2 separate regions of the Homo sapiens genome follow, and region 2 is linked to region 1. Evidence: chromatin loops called from intact Hi-C (ENCODE). Cell type or tissue: PC-3. All regions are shown on one strand. Each heading gives the region's core, and the rest is flanking DNA. Links, peaks and the distances in the headings are about the cores only. Region 1 overlaps PFDN1 (prefoldin subunit 1). Region 2 has its middle 10 kb from the start of PFDN1.

Region 1 (8,339 bases), core at 132-8,131:
CTTTGAGATTACTATTAGACACCCAAGTAGAGATGTTGAATAGACAGTTGGATATATGAATCTGGAACTCTGGACTAGCGAAATAAAATGGAGAATTGTCTACAAATTGCCAGTTTATAGATGGCGTTTCAAGTCATAGAACTAGCTTGGGTCAACTAAGGGAAAAGTATAGCTGGAGAAGGGACAGGGTTTGTGGACTGAGCCCTGGGTCACTGTAGCAGGACCACAGAGGTGTGGACGGCGTCCATTTTGAGTCCAAATAACCAAGTGAATACCCACATGGGCAACCCTCTGCTGATACAGGGCCAGGCTGAAGGGTTGCTCTCAACTCCCTTGGTGGTAAGGGGACTGCTTTTTCATGGGCTGTCCAAGCAGAGGCTGGCAGCAGAAGTGGTCAGTTCTGTTAGACCTGAGTCGCAAGTGCTCTGTATGTGGACAACACTGCAGGGAGGGGATGCCCGAACACAGTCCTTTTAAAGTATAGCAGATAAAAGGTCTGCCATGGATCTGTGGAATCCTGAGTAAAATTTGAGGGAGGTGGGTACTAACATGGGCAGAAGCAAAGATGCCTGCGAGTTTTGAACTAGTTTTGAAGGTTAAAAAGTCCCTAAGAGGATTTTATGTTAATACCTTTACTGTTCCCTATATATACTCACATATTATGTACACACACATTGCTACCCTCTTTAAAATGAATTTTAAATTTTATTTTATTTTTTGGAGATGAGCTTTTGCTTTGTCACCCAGGCTGGAGTGCAGTGGCGTGATCATAGCTCAGTGCAGCCTGGAACTCCTGGGCTCAGGTGTTCCTCCTACTTCAGTCTCCTCAGTAGCTGAGACTATAGGCACAGGCTACCATGCTCAGATAATTAATTCTGTGTTTTTTTTTTTGTAAAGACAGGGTCTCCCTATGTTGCCCAGGCTGGTCTCAAACTTGGCCTTGAGCAGTCCTCCCACTTCAGCCTCCCAAAGTGTTGGGATTACAGGCATGACCCACCATGCCTAGTCCCCTCTGTGAGATTCAAATATATACTAAGAAAAGCTTCAACCCTTAGAATATTTTTTAAGTTCATCTTTAAGATTCTTAGCAAGTAAAAGATACTGCTTGTCTTTGCTCTGATATGCATAGCATAATGCCTTGGCATAGTAATTAAGAATATGAACTCTGGAATTAGATGAATATGAATTTGAACCCTGACTGCCACTTAATATCATCTTGGATAAATGACATACTTAGTGTTTGGTATGGTTTGGATGTTTGTCTCCTCCAAATCTCATGTTGAAATGTGATCCCCAGTGTTGGAGGTGGGGTCTGGTGGGAGGTGATTGGATCATGAGGGCAGATCCCTCATGAATGGCATAGCACAATCCCCTTGGTGATGAGTGAGTTCTCAGTTCAGTTCACTCAAAATCTGGTTGTTTAAATGTCTGGAACTTCCCACTCACTCTCTTTTGCCTCGCTTTCACCATGTGACGTGCTGGCTCCCCATTGCCTTCTACCGTGATTTTTTTTTTTTTTTTTTTTTTTTTTTTTTTTTTTTTTTGAGATGGAGTCTCACTCTGACCCCCAGGCTGGAGTGCAGTGGCGCAATCTCGGCTCACTGCAAGCTCCACCTCCCGGGTTCACGCCATTCTCCTGCTTCAGCCTCCTGAGTAGCTGGGACTACAGGCGCCCGCCACCACACCGGGCTAATTTTTTGTATTTTTAGTAGAGACGGGGTTTCACTGTGTTAGTCAGGATGGTCTCGATCTCCTGACCTCGTGATCTGCCCACCTCAGCCTCCCAAAGTGCTGGGATTACAGGCATGAGCCACCACGCCCGGCTCCTTCTACCATGATTGTAAGCCTCCTGAGGTCCTCACCAGACACTGAGCAGATGTTGGTGCTATGCCTGTACAGCCTGTGGAACCGTGAGCCAATTAAACTTCTTTTCTTTATAAATTACCCAGTGTCAGGTATTCCTTTATAGTAATGCAAAAATAGACTGATACGGTGTTTTTAAGCCTAAATACACTCGTCCGTAAAATGGCAAAAGCAAGTGTTAGGATGAAGGGAGACAATAAGTAACTTTTATTTCTGGCCCAAGAGTGGAACCAATTGAAAGACAGATGGATATAAAAATTCCATCTTTTTATATATTTTACCTTTAATATTAGTAAAGATTAGGTTGAAGGATGTGGCTTTGGTATGCAGCAGTCATGGGTTTTTAATATTGATCCAGATTTAGGCATACAGATAGATGAACTTACCCTGCAAATCTCTATAAGTGTGGGACAACCACAGGTCTTTCTCTGCAGAGGCAGGCAGAGTCTGTCTGTTAAACTTACAAGAGCCTTCTGCAAGCAAGCAGCTTCTGGCAGAGCAGAAGGGGCCGAGCCCCTTTGTTCTTCCAAACAAGCCCATCAGAAAAGCCACCAGTCTTCCCTGGACTAGATGGAGGAGGCCGGGACTATAACTAATTAAAGCTGGAGGTGAGGATAAACATTTATCCCTTATGAAAAGTACCTGCCTTGTAACATAATACAGATCACTTAGCACTGTGCCTGACACAGTAAATACTTAATGCGGGATTTTATTATTTGCCTCTGGTGGATGCTTATCAGCTGTTTACTGATTGAGCATATTGCCAGCAAGTACTTATAAGATAAAAGGTGTTTTTTTTTTAATTTGGAAAATAATGTATGAAAGCTAATTTAACAAACACCTGTGCATTTATCATTCAGAATTAACAAATGTTAGCATTTTGTAATATTTACCTTTTTGGTTTTTTTTTTTACACAAATGATGCTAATGAAATTGAGGTCATCTGTGTTCCCTCCCACACCTTCCCCAGTCTCATTCCCATTCACCAGAAGCAACAGCTATCAAGGATTTGGTCCGTATCTTTTCATTCCGTGTTTGATATACATCCTGTATTCAATAGGTAACACCGTGTTGTTTATATCTTTCAACAACTTGTTTTTTTCATTCCATATGAAGCACAAACATTGCCATTGGTAGGGCTGGTCAGTGGACTCAACAGTCGAGTGCCAGCAGGTCAGTTTGATCTGCTGCTCTTATTTTCTAATAGCCATGGATTCTGTGTGAAGCCATCTCATGAACTTGGTGGCTTCTGCCCATGATTTAGAAATGGAGGTCACGTGTTCTTCATGGAGCCAGAACCAGAATCAGTCAGGGAAAGAGAGGGACATCAGAGTGGTAACCTGGGATTCCAGATTCTAGACTCCAAACCCTTTACCATTCACTTTTACTCGGAAAGAAATGGGGATTCCTTATGCTGTAGTTGGATACTCTGAGTAGGTAGGCATTCTAAAATTTGTGGTCCTTTTCTTATAAAATGATAACCCCCGAATACCAGCTCTGAGTAAAGAGATAAGTGGCTTCTAAGTGGCCTGGCATCTGGAAATTGAAGCAAGGGCAAAAGGAAAACCACCCTTTGAGTCATGTTTGCAAAGAGAAGTATGCCAAGGGCTCTTTTATTACTCCAGTGTCATTAAAAATTTAATTGGTGTTATGTCAGCTATTAGATCAGAGCTATTAGCATATTAAATTCTCTCTGTTTACCCCAGTTCTATGGTAACTTAGTGGGTGTGGAGTTGGGGACAAGTGGCAGCTGGGCGGCTGTGACGTTTGTTCTGTAGAGTGATTTCATCATGATCTGAGCCCTGCATCACCCTGGATGGAGAAGTGTCACTGGGTGATGTGGACCTGACCTCTCAATACCCCTCAGAACACCGAGAGCTATGAGCAAAGATCCTGGGTTGCTTGTCTTACCTAGAAGTTTAACTTTGAGTTGGAGGACAGCATTTTCTTGGGTGATATTGACAGGTGTCACTATGAATTTCCTTTTCTCTTCCTTAGTGAAAAGACAGCCAAGGTTTTTGGAAAGCTTTATAAATAGCCCTTTGATATTGTAGTATATTTGTAGTCCTCCAGTTCTGCCCTCTGCTGACCCATACAAATCAGCCGAGGAGGTGCCTATGAGTCATGTAGCTGTGCCTGCCGTGGCTTTGAGCTCTTGCTTGTTTTCACTGTCTCCCGGTCCTTTTATGGGTTTCCGGTTGCCGTATCTCTATTTTTTTAGTTGTGTACATTTGTTACTTGATTGGAAAGTAGTGATATGATCACATAGAAGTTTACTCTTGTTTGTCCATTGGCTCTACTACAGTACCTTATTAACTCATTAAATGCTTAGTGCTTTTGCTTACAGCATTAAAGTTAATTTTTAACAATTAATATGGCAGTTTATTTTACCCCAACCCGTTTGTATGTGTAAATTTTTGGGTGGAGTACAGACTGATTTGCTGGTGAAAATCATTACTTTCCATGCCTGTTTTCAGACACAGAGATTTAATGTCCTGTCTTTTTTTAAAATATCCTTTCTTTTTTTTTTTTTTTTTTTTGAGATGGAGTCTTACTGTGTCATCCAGGCTGGAGTGCAGTGGTGTGATCTCGGCTCATTGTAACTTCCGCCTCCTGAGTTCAAGCGATTCACCTGCCTTAGCCTCCTGAGTAGCTGGGATTACAGTTGTGCACCATCAGGCCCAGCTAATTTTTGTATTTTTAGTAGAGACGGGGTTTCACCATGTTGGCCAGGCTGGTCTCCAGCTCCTGACCTCAAGTGATCTACCTGCCTCGGCCTCCCAAAGTGCTGGAATTACAGGCATGAGCCATTGTGCCCGGCCCGTGTCCTGTCTTCTCCCCTTGTGGTGCAGCATTTTGAGAATAAAAGGAGATATATATATTTTTTAAAGTGAGGTAAAATTCACATAACATAAAATACACAATGTTGTATAATCATCACCACTGTCTAATTCTAGAACATTTTTATTGCCCCCAAAAGAAACTTAACTATTAAGCAGTGAGACTGCCCATTCCCTCAGTACCTGGCAACCATGAATCTGTTTTCTATCTGTCTCTGCAGATTTGCCTGTTTTGGGTGTTTATAAATGGATCATCTAGTATGTAGCTTTCTGTGTCTGGCTTCTTTCACTTAGCTTAATGTCTCAAGGTTCATTCATGTTATAGCATGTATCAGTACTTCTCTCGTTTTTATGTCTGAATAATATTCCATTGTATGGATGTACCACATTTTGTTTATCCATTTATCAGTTGATGGACATTTAGGTTGTTTTCCCCTTTTTGGCTGTTGTAAATAATGCTGCTATGAACATTTACAAGTTTTTGTTTGTATGTCACAGTGGATTAGCTGGCTCATATGGTAATTTTATGTTTTAATTGAAGTACCTGCCAAACTTTTCTGTAGCAGCTGCCCCATTTTAAATCACCAGCAATATATGAGGGTTCCAGTTTCTCCACATCTTTGCCAGCACTTGTTTTTTTCTGTTTTTTATTTTATTTTATTTTATTTTTTGTTTTTATATTTTTAGTAGAGACGGAGGTCTTGCTATGTTGCCCAGGCTGGTTTCAAATTCCTGAGCTCAAATGATCCTCCCATGTTGGCCTTCCAAAGTGCTGGGATTACAGGTGTGCAACACTGCATCTGGCCGGTTTTTGATTATAGCCATCCTAGTTGGTATAGTCTATCATTGTGATTTTTTAAATTTGCATTTTTGTAATGATAATAATGTTGAACAGCTTTTCATGTGCTTTTTGGCCAATAATACGTCTTCTTTGAAGAAACACCTGTACAAATCCTTTGCTTATTTTAAAATTGGTTCGTCTTTGTTGTTGTTGACTTGAAAGAAAATAGGAATTCTGGAGCTGAAAGAAAATAGGAATTGCTTGGAGCAGACAGCAGGATCAGGATTGACTTTAGGCTCTAGCCACACACACCTGCATGTTAATCTTACCCCACAGTTGCGTCAGTTACACCTCCACTTCCAAGAATGCAAGGTGTCACCCTTACTTCCTCTCTCAGCAGGCACACCCTTATTCACCTACCCCTTTACCATGCCTACAGGCCAAACTCCACTGTAAACACTGTTGATTTGATCTCTTGCTCCTGTAAGAATGGGACAAACTGAGGACAAACTGAAATATTGGCACTTACTGTTTTTTGTTGTTGTTTTTGCTCATTTGGAAGACTTGTAGGGTTTTAACAGTTCCTCTAGTCCGTCTTATTGAAGAGCACTTGACTTTTTGATGTTGGCAAAACAGAAGAAAAGTAATGTATATTGGGAAACTGTAATCGTTTCCTTGGGCATAATTATATTGATGCTTCTACAACCCTTGTGTTGGACCTACACAAAACCCAATGTCTCATTGAAGATAGGAGTTAACGTTATTTGTCCTGACACTGCATTACATGTTCTTGAGGCTCATCTGTAACAGTTAAAATGTCTGCTAGCTTTCCTTCATGGAGTTAGGGTCAGGTCTCAACTTTTTAAAGTTGTAAGATATCCTACAGGCCACTTGATGTAGCGCTCCCCTTTCTAGCCCCCAACCATTTCTGACGTGTTGTCACTCTTCCTATTTGAACATATCCAATGATTTTTAGTGACCTCATTCTTTTTCCTGAACTACTCTCCTTTTGGTTTCTATGACACACATTTCCCTCCTTTTTAGTTTTATTTACTGGTTCCTGCTCTTCATTCCAGACTTAAAATGTTGAATTTCTTGAAGGCTAAGTCCTCTTATTGTATGTTCTTTACCTAGGAATTTCATCCATTCTCACGACTTCAAGTACCACGTCTATGCAAAATTATATCTCTAGCCCAGATTTCTTCCATGAACTCCAGAGCCAATCTAGTTTTTCACATCTCATTTGGATGTCTCACAGGTACCTTAAACCCAAAACGAAGCTCAGAATCTTCCCTTCCAAACCAGGTCCTCCTCCTGCATTTCTTCTCTCAGTGAAAGGCAGCACCCTCAAGCCAGTATGCAAGCCCCAACTGGGCATCCTGGGAGTCATTCCTGACATCTTCCTCCTCAGCTTCTGATGTCTAATGAAGGTTATGATGAAGGGAGTGGTGAAGTCCTCTTGTTGATTTTCCTCCTGAATATTTCAGAAATCTATCTGCTCTTCTTCATCTCCATTGTCACCACTAAGATACTGTCATCTCTTTCCAAGACGATTGCAGTGGCCTCCTAATAGGTTTCCAACATTCACGCGTGTATTCTCTAATCCAGTGCTTCCCAGGCTTTTTTTTTTTTTTTTTTTTAACAGTACAGCTCTCAGAAAATTGTATTTGCACAATTCACTGGGGTAACCGGACAAAGGTGCTCAAAGCTGGAGGCAACTGCTCAGGGGGGTTTTGGCTGCCCTGGACCACCCAGCCACTCCAGGGACTGAGGGATCAATATCCTGGGCACATCTGTTACCCATTCATGACTCATAGGACGTTTTTGGGAAGCTCTGTTCTCATTCATTCTGTATGCTTCAGCTGAGTGAGATTGTTTTTAATGGAAATTTGACTTTTGCTCTCCTGCTTAAAACCCAGTGGCATTCCATTGCCTTCAAGATAAATTCCAGAACTTTAATATGGCTTAAGACCCCACACGATCTGACTCAGCCTCACCAGCCTCATCTCTGTATTCTCACCCTTTCTGTCTCTGTGCTTCAGTCTCCCTGGTTGACATTCAGTTCTCCCAACTTGCCGGACTCCATTTATCTGGAATTACTCTCTCCCCACTCTCACCTCTCCTCTTGTTAATTCCTGCTCATCCTTCAGAGCTGAGTTCTCAAGTCCCTCTGTGAGTTCCTTGATTCCATCAGATGTTTCCTCCATCGAAGACCATGGTTTCCCTCAGATCCCTTATTACAATGGTAGCTAAATGTCTGTGTGGCCTGCAACAGTATAATCTCCAGGGATAAGTGTGTGCTTTGTTCGCTTCTCTACTGTTGGTGCTCTTTGGAGTGCTGAGTGCCCAATACCTGTTGGTTAGATGAATTATGTGCCAGTTCTTGGTGCTAGGGTTATAGCATTAATCAAATCAGACATGATCCCTACTCTTTGGAGCTTACACTGAGATACAGACAATAAAGAAATAAACAAGAAACCATCATGTAGTAAGGGTGATGTTTTAGAGAGTTACTGGAGACCTTCTTTAGTTGAATAATTGGGGAAGGGCTTTCTGAAAAAGTGAAATTTCAGCTAAGATGTGAATGAAAAGAAGCAGACAGCCACCTAAAAGTATCTCAAGGAAGAACATTCCAGGTGGAGGTCACAGAGAAATATTACACAGAGAGATATTCCTGTCTTAAGACAGAAATAAGTCTGCTGGAGCTGTTTAAGCAAGTGAAAGGGGGACAGAGTAGTAATGAAGTGGAGGGGTTGGCAGGAGTGAGGCCATGTGGAGCCTGAGCACCTTGGTTAAAGAGTCTGGCTTGTTTTCTAAGTGTGAGGTGAAACCATTAGAGGCTTTTTTTTTTTTTT
Region 2 (8,339 bases), core at 139-8,138, 52 kb before region 1:
TGTTGCCCAAGCTGTAGTGCACTGGCTTGATCATGGCTCACTGCAGCCTTGACCTCCTGGGGCTCAGGTGATCCTCCCACCTCAGCCTCTGAGTAGCTGGGACTACAGACAAGTGCCACCATGCCCAGGTAATTTTTGTATTTCTTGTAAAGACAGGGTTTTGCCTTGTTGCCCAACCTGGTCTTGAACTCCTGGGCTCAAGCAATCTGCCCACCTTAAGCTCCCAAAGTGCTGGAATTACAGGCGTGGGCCACTGCATCTGGCCAGGAATTGCTTTAAGTTGAGGAGTCAGTTAAAGGCATTTTCATGAAAAGGTCACTGAAGTGAAGACCCACAGGTTTAAGTTGTAGGTGACCAGGCAGAGTGCAGGGAAGCATTCTAGAGGAGGACCCAGTGTATATAAATCCTGGAGGCGAGGCGATGCTTGGTGTGTTCCAGGAATCTGAGGAAACCAGTGTGATGGAACCACTCAGATGAAGGAAAATATCTTTTTATAACCCCAATTCATTCTATGAATGAATCCAGCACCTATGTTAGGCTGGAAGGGTGATGAAGACAGGGAGAGTATCTATTTTGTTCACTGCTAGAGCAGTACGTAGCATCCTGTAGGTAATTAAGTTCTTGTTGCATGCATAAATGAAGAAATTCAAACTATAAAAATGTCAAGTGGTGGATTTGCATTAATGCTCTACTGCCTAAGAGTTGGGGATTTATCGAATCCGAGAACCACTGGAGGGTAGAGTCAGGGAAACCAAGTATAGGCTAAACAAGTCACTGAAAGAGCTGATATGTCTGGGTATAAGCTGTGGTCACAATACAGTATAACAGAACCATGGCCTTCTGAATTCTATTGTTTTATTTATGGCTTGTTGGGTTTCAGCGCCCTCTCTTTACCAGGAATTCTAATTTTATCTTTACCATAAACACCTGAAGTGTTTACATCAGAATGGCTTTAAAGTGCCAAGTGCTGAGGTAATTTTTTCTTCTCCCTTCTAGGGAAAATAATAAAGAAAATTAATTAATATTAACTTCATTAATATTTTCATTAATTAATTTCATTAATATTTTCTTCTAGAGCTGCAGTTTCTAAGCTTGGCGAGCTTCTAAAAAGTGCAGATTCTCTGGGCCCCAACACATATCCACTGAATCCACCTCTCCAGTAGGAAGGGCCCAGGTATCAGTGCTTTTAAATCTCTTCTGGTAATTTTAATAATAAGCCAAGTTTGGAAGTGTCACTTTAGATTAGTGTTTCTTGGGGGTTTTTTGGTTTAGTTTTTGTTTTTGGTGGGGGGTGAGGACAGGGTCTTACTCTGTCGCCCAGGCTGGAATGCAGTGGCATAATCATGGCTCACTGCGGCCTCAACCTCCTGGGCTCAGGTGATTCTCCCACCTCAGCCTTCTGAATAGCTGGGACTACAGGCCCCGCACCACTATGCCTGGCTAATTTAAAAATTTTTTAGAGGCAGGGTTTTGCCATGTTGCCCAGGCTGGTCTTGAACTCCTGGACTCAAGTGATCCTCCCACCTCAGCCTCTGTGCCCAGCCTAGAGTAGTGGTTCTTAACCTATTGAGAGTTTGGGGCCCCTTTGAGATGCTGAGGAGATTATGTTCATCCTGATCCAGAAAAATACCTGGCAGACACAACATTTAGCATACACTGCCAAGGACATCATAGACATCCTATGGTATCTACGAAGTACCTAGAATTCCCAATGGATAGGCCAAGTCAGAAGGAACACCAAGTTTGTCTTGCCCCTGGGAAGCAGAGTCCTGGGGCTTTTTCTACCTCATCTTCTCTTTGTGCTCAGGGGTTGAGGCCCTTTTCTTTCTTTTTTTTTTTTTTGAGACGGAGTTTTGCTCTTGTTACCCAGGCTGGAGTGTAATGGCGTGATCTCGGCTCACTGCAACTTCCACCTTCTGAGTTTAAGCGATTCTCCTGCCTCAGCCTCCCAAGTAGCTGGGATTACAGGCACGCGCCACCATGTCTGGCTCATTTTGTATTTTTAGTGGAGACAGGGTTTCTCCATGTTGGTCAAGCTGGTCTCAAACTCCTGACCTTAGGTGATCTGCCCGTCTCCGCCTCCCAAAGTGCTGGGATTACAGGCGTGAACCACTGCGCCCGGCCCATAGCCCTTTTCAAGATCCACACATTTGAGTGCAACCAACGATAAGTGGCTACAAAATGGAATCTCATATTCCCAAGAAAAATGGAGCCTCCTGACTCCAAATTTGTCTCCTGTTTTGGGACCCAGTAGTCTTGCTGAATCCACCCAAGAGAGGCCACAGGGTAGAATGGAAGGAACTCTGGAAGAGAATCTGTGACTCCTGTGTTCTAGTCTTAGCCTTAACACCAATTTGCTGTGACCGTGGCAAAGCCCTTCTTCCTTTATAAGCTTCATTTTTCTCTGTAAAGTGAGGATAGCCTGGAAGAACCCAACAACCCATTCCAGCTCTCTGAGTCTAGAATTATTTTCTAGAATTTTTTTTTTTTTTTTTTTTTTTTTGAGACAGAGTCTCGCTCTGTCGCCGAGGCTGGAGTGCAGTGGCGTCATCTTGGCTCACTGCAACCCCTGACTCCCTGGTTCAAGCGATTCTCCTGCCTCAGCCTCCTGAGTAGCTGGGATGACAGGCGCGCCCACCACACCTGGCTAATTTTTTTGTATTTTTAGTAGAAACGGGGTTTCACCATGTTGGCCAGGATGGTCTCGATCTCCTGAACTCGTGATCCACCTGCCTCGGCCTCCCAAAGTAATGGGATTACAGGCGTGAGCCACCGCACCCGGCCTATTTTCTGGATTTTTTTTTTTTTTTTTTTTTGAGACGGAGTCTCACTCTGTCGCCCAGGCTGGAGTGCAGTGGCGCCATCTCGGCTCACTGCAAGCTCCGCCTCCCGGGTTCAAGCCATTCTCCTGCTTCAGCCTCCGTGAGCCACTGTACCCGGCCATTTTGTGGAATTTTTATACAGGACCCCATACTTCAGATGGCAGAACACAGTGGAGATGTGTGGCAAATATATGGACTAATGGAGTTCCTTGAAGAATTTGTTCCCTGATTCTTCATGGCCTTCTGCCCTAAGATTCTGATGTTCCAGAATAAGTATTCCTGCTAGTGACCTCTTATATTTTCTACTAATCACTGTGGTTAGAAACACAAAGACTTGGCCGGGCTCAGTGGCTCATGCCTGTAATCCCAGCACTTTGGGAGGCTGAGGCGGGCGGAGCACTTGAGGTCAGGAGTTCGAGACCAGCCTGGCCAACATGGCAAAACCTGAGTGCCTGTAGTACTAGCTACTCAGGAGGCTGAGGCAGGAGAATTGTTTGAGCCCAGCAGGCAGAGGTTGCAGTGAGCCAAGATCACGCCACTGCACTCCAGCCTGGATGACAGAGTGAGACTCTGTCTCAAAACAAACAAACAAAAAACCCCACAAAGACTTATGAGATCATGGAGACTACTTACCCACAGTCAGCCAAGCTTCGCCATCTTCTCAAACCCATGCAGAGGCATTTGACCTTAGCTAAGGGGACAAAAAGAAGTGGCAACTTTCCAGCCTTGGCAACATGGTACAACCCTATCTCTATAAAAAAATACAAAAATTAGCCGGGTGCAGTGGTGCATGCCTATAGCCCCAGCAACTTTTGGGGGACTGAGAGGGGAGGATTACTTGGGGCCGAGGAGGTCAAGGCTTCAGTGAGCTGTGTTCACACCACTGCACTCCAGCCTGGATGACAAAGTGAGACACTGTCTCCAAAAAAAAAAAAAAGATAACTTCAACCTCTTCTCAACAGTGACTGCTACAATTTGTCTTGAATGAAACAGAGAAAATCCTTAGTGTTTCTCATCTAGAAAAGGCAAAAACATTAAGTCTGGGGTTCAGCCCTTTTTGATGGGACACTCCACATCCAGTGATCCAAGAATTTCATTGCAAAGCAAGGTTGCCTTCTTGAGGTCCCTGACCACTGCTATATGGGGAAGACTAGGGGGTCACCATCATGAAGTTCATGTACTCAATGAAATGGAATTGACCTATTCATTAGAAGACAAATTCAAAAAAGTTGAAATTTTGGCAGCTAATGTATAAAATGAACATCTATTTTTTTTTTCTCTTTGTGACATCTAGTACCTCTTCCTTTGATAGTTATACTGTTCTCTTTTGGCAAGAGGATACCTTTCGCTTACCCTCAGTCTATGTCCTTTTTGGATAAGGATGATACCCCCTAACCTTCCTGGAATGGCCATATGACCTGCACCTGCCGAATCAGAGCAGTCCAGGCCTCTGGGCCTTGTGATTATTTCGGAGACGGGCATGTGACGCAAGCTATGCCAGGGAAATCCAATCCTGGAACTCTTCCTGAAACCCTAAAGGAGAAAGACATTGTCTCTTTCCACTGTGGAGGTTGAACTGGTCAACTGTAGGCCTGGAGTTGCCCGTGGCTACATGCGAGATTTAGCAATAAGGTGGTGATCTGGGGCTGTCTATTTTAAGTAACTTTTTTGCTTACTGGGTGCTACTTTTACTCATATTCTTCTAATTTATAAAAAGAACAATATTAACTTTTTTAGTTTCTCACAATTTTGAAAACCTTTATTTAAAAACATCTGGGGCTGCTAAGGTAGGTGCCCTGGGGAAAAGCCTTAATCACCTTGTCCTAGGTATGGCTCTAAAGATGGAAAAACATTCCTCTGCACCAGTGTTTTTTGGTGCCTATTTATAAATGTATGTGGAGTTTGTCCAGATTTCAACCCAACCCCATTGTATTCTTCTTCCTGTTCTAAAGGACCATGAACTTTTTCAGCTTAGTGAGCTGGAGTGACAGAGGCATGGATTCTCCCCTAGGCTTTTGGTTTCCTAATTTTATTCTTTTCCTATTTTTGGGAGAGTCTCTGCTTTTGGCTCTCACCTCTGGCAGGCCCCACTTTCTCTGATGAGCAACAAGATAAATAATCCAGTCTTTGTTATGCTCTGTTACCCAGCTTCATCTCTTACGCAGGTTTAAATCATCAGGATTGATCAAAACTATTCACTTTCTTTGGACTTTGCATAAACAGATTGAATCAGACGTGGCAAGGTGCCTGGGAAAAGCCACCATCAGTTCCTGCTAACGACTCACTTCCTCTCCCTGCAGTGTTTCCTATGACTGCTTCATTTGGTAGGCACGGTGGAAGCTCCTTTTCTCCCTAGTAAGGTCCCAGCCCTGAACTTACTTGGTCAGCAGGAAGGAGTAGCTGAGAGTTTCTTGGCAAGTGTGTCACCTGCAAAGGTTCCTCTGCCACTGACCCTAATCTGCCACTCTGCCTCTCCTCTTAGTTAACATGCTCCCCTGCTCCAGCAATGCCAGACAACTTGCGTTTCGCTGAAGGCACCAGGCTTTCACTTGCTGTGGTGTCTTGGCTTCTTCTAGGAATATCCTTTCTCCCTTCTTTGCCATATACGCCTATTTTTCTTGTAAGATTTCTGGGTTAGAGGCCCCTCCCCTGTGCTCGTCTGGCTCCTGGTATTGTCTTCCTTGTGGCAGAATTGTCATATTATTTTGTCACTTTCTGTTCATTTATCTGTGACCCCCCACCCCTGCCACTATACTGTGAATTGCTCTTTTATTTATCTGTAGGTCCCAAATACTTGATACGTAATAACAGACAATGTAAGCATAGGTGCAACTGTATGCCTGGAACTGTGCATTCATTATCACATTTATTCCTCATAAAAACCTATGAAACGGGTACTGTTATTACCTCCATTTTACAACTGAAGAGACTGAAGCTCTGAGAAGTTAAGCAGTTTTCCTTGGATGTCACAGCTAGTAAATGGTGGAGATGGGATTTGAAACTCTAAAGCGCATACTCTTAACCACCCTTCTAAACTTCCCCTCAAACTGAATGAACTCTTAGGGTCTATCCATGTCACAAAGTTGTGAAGATGAAATGATATGATGAATGAGAAATAGCTTCGTCAGCTGAAAACTTATGTCAAAAACTGCTAATTTCCCTTGAATATCTGTCCTCTACTCCCCTTTCGTGATATTTGTTGATATTTAAATGGGCGCACAGTTGCCTGTAATAATAAATGTCCTGGTATCTCTCGCAATCAGGAGTGGCCACAATTCTGTTTGGGTCAATGGGGTGTGAATAGAACCATGCTCACAACTTCTGGGATATGCCTTTAAAGGGAAAGTGTGAGCCTCCCCCTTTTTTTCTGTCTTTTCAGCTAGACTATGAACATGGTAGTGATGAGTCATCTTGGATCTTACGGATAAGATAGAAGGAGCCTGGGAACTTTGGCACTGTGGGACTCACATACTTGCCCTAGACTGCTTATGCCTAGTTGAGTATAGTAGAGAGAAACAAGCTTCTATCTTATTTTAGCCACTGCTATTTTGGATCTCTGCTATAGCAGCTGAACCTACATTCTCACTTATACAGTCTATTCACAAGTGGAAGGATTATTCTTATTATTCCTGTGGAGCAGCCTTGAGACTGCTTACAGACTATATTACAAAAATTAACTTTCCTGTCTCAGTAAAAGACATTAACATTCAACTAGTTTGTTCAGGTCAAAAAGCTGGGAGTCTTTTTGAAAAAACAGTTTTATTGAGGCATACCTGACATACAGTAAACTGAATATATTAAAGTGTACAATTTAATAATGTCCCACCCAGGAAACCATCTCTGCCATCAAGATAATAAATGCATTCGTCACCATAAAAGTTACCTCATTCTCTTTTGTAATTGCTTCCTTCTTTCTGCTTCCCAGTCCCTGATCCCATTGCTTGCTCCTATCAGGCAACCACTAATCTTTTCTTTTCTTTTCTTTTCTTTTCTTTTGAGACAGGGTCTTGCTCTGTCACTCAGGCTGGAGTGCAGTGGCATGATCACGGCTCATGGCAGCCTCAACCTCTTAGGCTCAGGTGATCCTGCTGCCTTGGCCTCTGAAGTAGCTTGCCCCACAGTTATGCACCATTACACTTGGCTAATTTTTGTATTTCCACTGATTTTTTATCTGTTTGGATTTGTTTGCATTTCCTATAACCTGTAGTATGTTACTATAGTATGTTACTCTATTTTGTCTGGTCTATTTTGCTCGGCATACTTTTTTGGAAATTGGAAGTCATCTTTGATGCCTTTCTTTCTTTCATTGCTCCTCTCAACACATACCCATCCCTTCATCAAGTTCAGTAATCTTGACCTGAATCCATCTACTTCTCCCTGTCTCCACTGCTATCATCCTCATCCAGACTACCACTGTCTCTCTCTTGGACTACTGCAGTAGTCTCCTAACTGGTCCTCCTCCTTCCACTCTTGCTCTCCCCAATCCATTCTCACCTAGAACCCACAATGTTCCCTTTCAAATGGGATCATATCATTCTCCTGCTTGAAATCACTCCGGTGGCTTCCAATCACACTCAGAATAACATTCCAATGCTGACTGTAGCTTACAAGGCCTTTCACGGTTTGGCCCCTGGTTCACCTCTCCAATGTCATCTTCTACCATTCTTCCTACTAATTCATGCTGGCTTCTTCGTTTTCATTCTTCAGATATGTGAAGTCTGTGACCACCTTAAACCCTTTGCTCTTGCTATTTATTCTTTTTGTCTGGAATGTTCTTTCCCAAGCTCTTTGCATGTTTGGTTCATTTTCATTCATTTTTTAGGTCTCATCTCAAATGTTATGGCCACCCAGAGAACTTCACACACCTAAATGGTCTCCACCCAGTCAGTCTCTAACCATGTTGCTGTTTTCTTCCTTAATAATACTTACTGATATCTGCTCTTATTTTGTATGTTTATTGTTCACCTTACCCTCCATGGAATGGATGCTCCATGAGGTCAGGGAGTTTGTCTGTTATTATTGCTATATCTCAAGGGCCTAGAACAGTGCCTAGCAGATATTTGATAAATCTTTGTTGACTGAATACAAAAATATATTGAGCATTATTAAGTAGATCTGAGGGATAATGGGAGATCACTATTTTAGAGTCCACAACCGTGGACTGGCTGAGCTTCAGGAGTACATCCTTGTAATAGTGAAGACTTGAGTGTGAAGTTTGTTTTTTTCTATCACAATAATAAAGCAAGCACATCATGTTTATTTTTGGGGCAAGTATCCAAGGACTGCAAGCCCTTCAGAGCTTTCAAACACAGTCTCTTCCTGTCATTTTATTTTTATTTATTTTTTTTTAAATTTTGGAGACAGAGTCTTGCTCTGTTGCCCAAGTTAGAGTATAGTGGTGCAATCATAGCTCAATGTAACCTTGAACTCCTGGGCTCAAGTGATTTTCATACCTCAGCTTTTTGAGTAGCTAGGTGCATACCACCATGCCTGGCTAATATTTCATTTTATTTTATT

What was found. Peaks named below come from ENCODE experiments on the same cell type or tissue, not always from the same donor. Only the 100,000 strongest peaks of a DNase experiment are listed, where the experiment ranks them.
Region 2: a loop joins it to region 1, with 3 times the contacts of the local background. A loop is called at or near these places in 18 of 110 quality-filtered maps.

The regions. Positions count from the first base shown.
Region 1 is chr5:140,257,226-140,265,564 of GRCh38, reverse strand. The region is part of intron 3 of PFDN1 (prefoldin subunit 1); the gene reads left to right. Among named protein-coding and RNA genes, the nearest start is that of PFDN1, 42 kb to the left of the region's middle. RefSeq lists an enhancer at 5,111-6,310. In PC-3, for the core only: a CTCF peak has its summit at 3,934 (motif pointing left); a DNase peak (open chromatin) is centred at 3,994; H3K4me3 peaks cover 385 bases; H3K27ac peaks cover 1,984 bases.
Region 2 is chr5:140,308,998-140,317,336 of GRCh38, reverse strand. No RefSeq gene overlaps it. Among named protein-coding and RNA genes, the nearest start is that of PFDN1, 10 kb to the right of the region's middle. In PC-3, for the core only: no CTCF peak of the experiment used is centred there; DNase peaks (open chromatin) are centred at 5,096 and 6,246; H3K4me3 peaks cover 842 bases; H3K27ac peaks cover 5,380 bases.